Regions from separate parts of the Homo sapiens genome. Here region 2 is linked to region 1. A link is a contact called in ENCODE Hi-C or POLR2A ChIA-PET data. All regions are on one chromosome and are shown on one strand. Each heading gives the region's core, a stretch centred on a gene start or an enhancer-like site at or near the end of the contact. The rest is flanking DNA. Distances are from core to core; before and after follow the strand shown. Region 1 holds the start of LINC01863 (long intergenic non-protein coding RNA 1863). Region 2 holds the start of LINC01485 (long intergenic non-protein coding RNA 1485).

Region 1 (4,211 bases), core at 1,118-3,617:
CATGCAGTGGAACCAGAAAATGGAGGGGAGGAGGGCTGGAGGGCTCAGGGAGGACAATGCCACTCCTTGGACCCAGCTTCCCTGACCACCGAGTCTCCACAACCCCATTACTGCCTGTCTATTGCCCTCCTTTGTTTCTCCCCGGCATCACCTGAATGTGTTCTCATTCATTTACTTGGGCGCTCCCTTGATGCCTGTGTCACTCCCACCTAGACTGGCAGCCCCATGAGAGCAGGGACCTTGTCATTCTTGGCCACTGCTGTGTCCCTGGTGGCCAGAATGGTGTCCTGTGCTTAGTAGACACTTGGTATTTGCTGGAGGAAATACAGCATTAAGATGAGGCTTGGAGGGTACCTGGGAACTAGCCAAGTGAAGAAGCCAGAAAGGGCATTGCAGGCTGAGAGCACAGCAGCCAAGCTACCATTGCTGGAGACTGCACAGACTAAGGAGGGGGACAGGAGGGGGATGGCAGGGGATGGAGATGGAGACACAGGGAAGGGCAGCCCCAAGATGAAGCTTGGCTCTCACTCCAGGGCTCTCACCACTACAGAGTTCCCCTTCTCTGTTGGCTCCAGTCTATGAAAAACCCCCACAGATCCTGGTAGGCGTGCTGAGTGCAGCTGGTGCATTTCTATAGCAACCGTCACCATGGCACCAGAGGCCTGGATCCAACTTCCGGCTCTGCTGAAGCCCTGAGCTCCTGTTACCTGCACCCCCTACCCTGAGCATCCTTTATCCCACAAGGTAGAAAGATGTGGCTGGGGTCCTGCCAGGAGAGCTGTGGCCAGGATGCAGGGCACAGGGTCACAGGATTAAACATCACATGTGTTAGGACAGACAAAGTTGCCAAAGGTGGACACAGACTGAATGCTCACTGGTGATTCCAATTTGCATTGCTTTTCTCAGATGGGGGTAGGGGGTTGGATTTGAATATGCAGCGAGGCGTGGAGCAGACTGGCCTCCATGTGGGCTGGCAGGGAGTGGTGGGGGGCTCTGGGTAGGAGGCCTAGGATGTAACCCCAGCCCCAGAGGCCCCCAGACCTGTGGCTTCTCTGAGCTTCACTCTCCCAGTCTATAAAATGGAAAGGGTAAACACTGATACTATCAGCCCGTTTCAGATATCAGAGAAATAAGCACATGCCTTGCACCTTGTAGGTGCTTGATAAATATGCCATGAGTGAATTAATAAGTAATATTAAAAGTAATGTCACCTCTCAGTCAACAAAGCTGTGAGCCCCAGTCCCCTTCTCTCCTCCCCGCTCCACATTCTGTTCAAACCCAATTCTGTTGCATCAGCTTCAGACCCATCTCCTCCTCTCTGCCATGTCCCTGCCTCTCACCTTAGAGGTCAGGTCGCAGAGGAAGCACTGGTTACCAAGTCGCAGACCTGAGTTCTAATCCACCAATATAAGTTGCTGGCCTTGTGACCCTGGGCAAGTTGAGTCACGTGCCTGGGCCCCAGTTGCACAACTGCCTGCTTCTACCGAGATCCCTTTGGTTGAAAGACTCGGAAACCAAACCAGGCTGGCTTAAGCCCAAAGGAAGGATAAGGTGAGGGTTGTGAGATTTAGCAAATAAAAATACAGAATGCCAGCCCAGTTTGAATTTTGGATAAAGAACTAACAATTTTTTGGCCAAGCATTGTGGCTGACACCTGTAACCCCAGCACTTTGGCGGGGAGGACGAGGCAGGAAGATCACTTGAGGTCAGGAGTTCGAGACCAGCTGGGCCAACATAGTAAAACCCCATCTTTATTAAAAATACCAAAAAATAAAATTTGGCCGGGCGTGGTAGCATGTTCCTATAATCCAGCTACTCAGGAGACCAAGGCAGAAGAATTGCTTGAACCTGGGAGGCGGAAGATGCAATGAGCCAAGATTGTGCCACTGCACTCCAGCCTGGGCAACAGAGTGAGACCCTGTCTCGAAAAAAAAAAAAAAAGAACTAATAACTTTTTTAATATAGGTATGTCTCAAATATTGCACAGGGCATACTTGTATTAAAAAAATCATTATCGGACAATCAAATTGAACTGGGCAACCTGTTTTCTCTGGCAACCCTAGGTGGGCGGATACTTACCAGCTCATGAAACAAGCTGGACCCAGGAGCTCAGGTGACATCGTGACATCATGAGGAGGCTCTGTCTCCCCGACTCCCATCTCTGGGCTTTGCTTCTGTAGCCTCAGGGAGGCTTATCCCCTGTGAGGGTAAAAATAGCCATCAACTGCCCCTGCTCCTGAGGACCGGTTACAGAAGACTTCCTCCCTCCTCCTCTCCTTCCCACCCTGTGCCCACGCAGAGCCCTAGCCCTGCCTCAGGGATCACCCTTGTTTACCAAGCTGCAGCTTTCTGCTTGGGCAGCTCTTCAGAGGCCGCCTCTGACCTGGCCATCCACAGCTAGCTCTCCACACCTAAGCCACTTCGCCTCCAGATTTTAGTTTCCTAATCTGTGGTGTTAGAGGACTTGACCTGCCAGGGGTCACAAACTCAAACAACACTAGAGTTTAGGCCAGGACTTTAAATAAATAGGCTCCTGGAGACAGCAGCCTCATCTAAAGGGAGTAGGTACAACTCAGCTCTTGTTCTTTGCTGTCAAGCAGGAAAGCAGGCCCAGGATTGCCAACACTTCAGATTCTCTGAAAGAACTAGAAATCTGGATATTTAAGGAAAAAATTCCCAATTATGAGTGGTGGTCCCCTATTGCAATCTAGAGCTGGGCTCTCAGAGGGATTGCTGGAAACTGCATGCCGTGGAATGCCTGAGGGTGCTATTTAAAATGCGGATTCTCTGGCCCCACACAGAACCTCTGGAACCAGCACCCAGAAATCTGCCTTTTAGCAGGCACCTTCAGATGAGGCTTAGGCCCATTAAAATGTGAGAACTACAAATCCTGGATTTTCCATTTTAATAAAGTTGGCCCTTCATTTGCACCCATTACAATGGGGACAGGATCACCTCTCGTTTAGCATTTTCTCCCCAATCATTCCACCCTCCATCCCAGTGCAACCTCAGAGCTTAGCAGGTGAAGGAACCAGGGCTTTGTGGAGCAGGAGCACCTGCCACCTGCACAACCCAGAGGGAAAGGACTTCGATCCCCATTTTATTCACAGATGAGAAACCTGAGGCTCCAAGAGGGGAGGTGACTTGCCCAAAGTCACAAAGCCAACAGTGGAGGAGCTGGAGTTCAAATCCCAGTCCATGTGACATCAGAGCCCCCTGGGGAACTTTCCACCAAGCCAAACGGTCTCTTCTCAAGCGGAAACAGAAGAAAGGCAATCATCATGTTGAGAGAACACTATTGGTTCAGAGATCTTCTCTCCCAAAGTCAGCTGCTAGCATGACCAGTGCAGAGCGGCTGATCATCTGTGACAGAGGAGGGGGAACTCACCAGGGTCCTGAGAAGGAGAAGGGGGAGGCAAGGCAACCTTGATAAAAGCGAATGGCTCCCGGGGACAGGACAAGGGCTGCTACAGACATCAGTTCTGATGCACCCCCATGTCCATTCAGTGCCCACGGCATCTCCCAGAAACACGGGGAGTGGCTGTCTGGCTCTGATCTTCACCATCTAGCCCCCACGCCCACCACCTGGCAAGTTTAGCTTGAGTTAACTATTGCAACTGTGAAGTCTTAAATCACAGGGAGATCAGGCATTTGGCAGCTGGGGGTCCCACTACACTTCGTTGTGGTCTCTATGTCTGGCTACCATTAGGTCAATCAGTGCACATGCATGTCATCTGGCCATGGTTTAGTGAGGTGCAGATTTGGAGTGAACATTCGCTGAGTACCTCCTGTATGCGCTGTGCTTTGTTAGGCACAAATGACTGGAATTTGATGTGCTGTGTTCCAATAGAACACAAAAGGCAAGCTGCCCCCAAAGCGCTATCAGAATAGACAGGAGAGAGGTGACCTTCACGTGGGAAGAATGCAGGGCAAGCTTGTGAAGGAGGTGGCCTTGGAGCTGGGATGGCAAAGATGTGTTGGAACTGAGCCACACAGAAATGAGAAGGTTAGGGCATTCTCTGTGGCATAAACTGTGAGCCAAAGGCATGGAACCGATTCTAGCCCCATCAATTCTGCCTCCCTAACACTTCCTGTCTGTCCCGGAAGCCCAGCACATCCCAAATCTCAATTATTCACACAAACCCCTCCTGGTGGTTGCTCTATTCACATACAAATTGTGCTCTTATTTGTTTCACATTTTTCTTTAAGTC
Region 2 (4,211 bases), core at 749-3,248, 150 kb before region 1:
CTGCTTGGGCCACTGTCTGACTCTTCCCAAGAGGGCAGGGATTTTTGTCTGTCTTGTTCACAGCTGTATCCCAAGGCTTGAAAGAATGCCTGGCACAGAGCAGACCCTCGATAAGTATTTGTCAACTGAATAAATAATTGAGTGGATATTTGCTTTATAATGTCTTTCCATGGCAAAATAAAAAGTGAGCAGCCCTATGTCACCTCCCAAAATTGAGGTCTTGGAAAGGAGAGGATTTCACTGGTCTATGAGGTCCTTACATTACTGAGAAAATGGAGGTAAAAAAAATGCAACATGGACAGGCGCGATGGCTCACGCCTGCAATCCCAGCACTTTGGGAGGCCAAGGCGTGTGGCTCACAAGGTCAGGAGATCGAAACCATCCTGGCCAACAGGGTGAAACCCCACCTCTATTAAAAATACAAAAAAAGAAAAAAAAAACTAGCTGGGCATGGTGCTGCACACCTGTAGTCCCAGCTACTGGGGAGGCTGAGGCAGGAGAATCATTTGAACCTGGGAGGTAGAGGTTGCAGTGAGCCAAGATCGCACCATTGCATTCCAGCCTGGTGACAGAGCGAGACTTGATCTAAAAAAAAAAAAAAAAAAAAAGCAACACGTATTATGGCACCTGGAAAAACTCACTGAACAGTAATAATTATTCTCCTCCTCCTCTGGTCCCCTTCCTCTCCCCACATTCAGTGTAAGGCCTTATCTGTGTCCAAACACTGCAGAACTTACGGGCCCATACACCAGCTTTTCCCTGCACTAAGCCAGCAGCCCTCTGTCCTCTCATTTTGCTTCATTCATTGATTTTCTTTAAAGATCCTGATGACAGACCTGGCTTGGGAGAGCCAGCCAGATCTGTGAATGGGTCTGATGGAGGCCTGTCCTGCCTGGAAGACCTGGACACTGGTATAGGTGAGCCTGGTCAGGACTCCACAGCGTTCATGATCCCAGGTCACAGGTGAAAGAAATAAAAGGTTTGCATGCGTTTGCTTGCTTTTCAGTTCCAGGCCTGCTGCTGAGGGAAGTCCAGGTGTCAAATACTAAGGCTAACTGTAGCCCTGGAGGTGCTGGCACCAGGCAGAAAGGTTTTACAAAGCTGATGACCCATATCCACTGGCCTTAGGAAGGACAGGACCAGCTTTAGGACCCTGGGCCAGAGCCAGAAGGAAGCACAGAGACTAAATTGGTTGACTCTGGGAAAGACTAAGGGCCAGAAACGTTGTGGGCCTTACTTCAGATCTCACTTGGAAATAGCAAAATAAAAAAGCTGATTTCCTGCCGGGTGTGGTGGCTCACATCTATAATGCCAGCACTTTGGGAGGCTGAGGCAGGCAGGTCATTGCAGGTGAGGCATTCAAGACCAGCCTGTCCAGCACGGTGAAAGCTCGTCTCTACTAAAAGTACAAAAAAAAAAAATTAGCAGGGTGTGGTGGCGTGCACCTGTAATCCCAGCTACTCAGGAGGCTGAGGCAGGAGAATCATTTGAATCCAGAGGCAGAGGTTGCAGCGAGCCAAGATTTTGCCACTGCACTCAGCCTGGGTGACAGAGCTAGACTCAGTCTCAAAAAATAAATAAATAAATAAATTAATTAATTAATTAATTAATTAAAACCCTAATATTCTTGCATCTCCAATTCCCTGTCCAGCACTCTCTGATCAGGGTAAGAGGGGCTCCAGCCCTGGGCCCTGCATTTTAGAAGGTCTTGCTTAGACACTGCCCCTCCCTGCGAGTGAGGAGTCTTGGGGAACAAAGGGCTGTGCCCAGTTGGAACTCACATGCCTCCCTTCCAGAGGACGCTCTGGATTCCCAGGACCCTGGGGTTCCCCGTCCAAATGACCATGCCCACTTCTGAGGCCTCCTGGACCTCTCCCATTTTCCCTAGTGTGAACCACATGGCCAGTGGGTGCTCCAGCCCTGAAGGCTGGACAAAGGGCAGCTGCTTTGTGGGACCCGGGTAGAGCTTGGCCACGTGGGCCGAGTGCCCGGTTTCTGTTTTTCTCCCGGTGCAGGAAAACATGAAGAACGGGGAAAGTAGCTGCCGCATGCCAATGTGAAACTCCGAGGAGTCTAGCCATTCTGATCTGGCCTTCCAGGTCATTAGGAGGCTCTGCCATCGTGTGAGGAGGTATGCTATATTTTATCTAGCAGTTTGTTAGCTTGCTTTAAAACTTTTAATACTTAGACATTTGGTTTGTGACCCTGCCAGGGAAAGCCTGCTGTCTGGAGAGCACACTGGTCTCCAGCGTGGGGAGAGAGAGCACTTTCGGGCTTTGCTGAGGAGGGTCTTCAGAAAAAAGAGTAAGTTGGCATCTCCTCGCACAGGTGCTTGGCTTGCCAGACCTAGGGGCATTCTCACATCACCTTTTCAGCTGAGGAAACTGAAAGTCCCAAGGTCACGCAGCTGGGAATATATGACCAAACGGCCTTCACCTTCCCCTAAATGATGTTTCAAATGACAAAATAAGGGGACAAGGAGAGATGGTTTTGTCTTTCTTCTGGGGGCGCCTTCAGCACCTGCAGGCTTTCCTTCCTGCGCATCTGCCTGGCCACTTTGTCCAGCCAGCCCAGGTGTGCAGGGGCTGCGTGTCTTTCCACCTGGCGGCTGCAACAGTCCAAACCTCCACTGTTGATTTGACTTCCTAGAAACGAGCCTGATTTGGGGGCTCTGGGGTGAGAATGCAGGAAATATTGGGATGTGGTTTCCCAGAAAGTCACACATCCCTTTAGCTTTCCCAGAAAGTGCCGAGTCCTTGCTAAGACGATTTCCTATGGAGGGAGACACTGGGTCTGCATGAGTTTCTGTTTAATTGTTTTAGAGAAAATGATCTGGACCAGAGGGAATGAGTCTGGACCAGACCTCGACACTGCCCCAATGAAAGAACTTGAGAACACTGGTCCCGTCTTCCCCTCTAATCTCCCCTCTTTCCATCGCCTCTCCCGGTGCCCTGGGCTCCACTTACAGGCCCCTGAGCAACCACTGCATTTTTGCACATGCTGCTTCCACCCAGGATGGATGGCTTTTCCCTCCTTTCTTCACCCCACCAGCTTTCTCCTTCAGGTGCCAGCTTAGTCCCTGGCTCCTTGGGTCCCTCCCACTTGTCCCCCGGCTGTAGCTTTCATGCCTCCTCTGTACTTCCCAAGCTCTAGAGTGTCCTTCTATAAACAGACTCTGTGTACCGTACTGTGGGCTGATTGCTACCTGTCTGTCTCTTGTCATTGCTGGCAAGCAATTTGGGGTAGTGATTACGTTTTATTCACCTCTCTGTTCCAGTGTGCAGCTCGGACATGGAGGGCAGAAGGTGCTCAGGAAGGATCTTCTGCATGCAGGAGCCTCCTCTCTCGAAGGGTGTTCTCCAATCATGAGCTTATTTGCTGTTTACATGCCCGAGGAGGACTGACCTTAGCAGCTATGATGACCTCATTTATCACTGTGGATAAGCACTTGGCCAGGGTCTCAGCCAGCACCCCAGGCCCAGCCTCCTGGTTTACTCATTTCTGGGGGTGGTGGCATCTGCCCACTGTCCTGAACTTTCCTCTGCTTGGGTAGGGACAGGGAGCCCCAGCAGCACTTGTTCCAGGATGACCCAGCAAATTGCAAGGTGGCATTTGGCCTTTTCCTCAGCAATTGCCAGACTTTGTCCCAGGGTGAGGAGGAAGCCAATGGAAGAGCTGGGGTGAGGAGATCAAAGACCTTTCCAGAGATTCAGGCAGGGGCCCAAACCAAGGGCATTTCCAGGCGGGCACTGGGACCAGCCCCAGGGACACGCCAACGCACTGCTGGGGCCAAGGGGAAAGGTTGGTTTCAAAACCACATGTGCGGCAGCCTCACCACTGAGTCATGCTTGTGAGGCCTGCTGGAGACCAAAGACAGGGGCTACAAGCTCAAAACCGCCTGGTTAGTGCTGACTCTATTGATTTCCTGGCCTTCCACTTCCAAACCTTCCTTGGATGGCTAAACTCCTTCTGGAAGACACACCTGTTTTTTATATTTGCCTGGTATACCTCACTTCTTTGAGTGACAGCACCCCAGAGATCCCCTTCTCCACTCTCACTCTTTGTAGTTAAGGTGAGGTTGGATTCTCTCCTCTCTGCACCCCTCAACCCCCCTACCCCCAGCACTAAGGACCCAGGCTCAGCCAATCAGAATATCTCTCATGCCCATCATGGGCTCTAGGATGGGAGCATGATGGAAGAGTGGCCATTGA

The links. A loop is a pair of places that touch in the nucleus more often than their neighbours do. ChIA-PET counts read pairs that join two places held with the same protein, here RNA polymerase II (POLR2A). Pooled maps may share reads with other maps.
Region 2: a map with no recorded cell type shows a loop between it and region 1 (2.4-fold over the local background). The contact joins the promoter of LINC01485 here to the promoter of LINC01863 in region 1. A Hi-C loop is called at or near these places in 1 of 37 single-sample maps with no recorded cell type and 3 of 50 pooled maps. POLR2A ChIA-PET finds 5 or more read pairs at or near these places in 2 of 52 experiments (OCI-LY7 and activated B cell).

The regions. Positions count from the first base shown.
Region 1 is chr5:173,640,526-173,644,736 of GRCh38, reverse strand. It overlaps LINC01863 (long intergenic non-protein coding RNA 1863), which reads right to left and starts at 2,367. Exons shown (of 3, transcript XR_001743002.2): 1 at 2,336-2,367; 2 at 2,080-2,199.
Region 2 is chr5:173,788,729-173,792,939 of GRCh38, reverse strand. LINC01485 (long intergenic non-protein coding RNA 1485) reads left to right here and starts at 1,998. Exons shown (of 4, transcript NR_108028.1): 1 at 1,998-2,131; 2 at 2,213-2,304. The region is part of intron 1 of LOC107986482 (a long non-coding RNA gene); the gene reads right to left.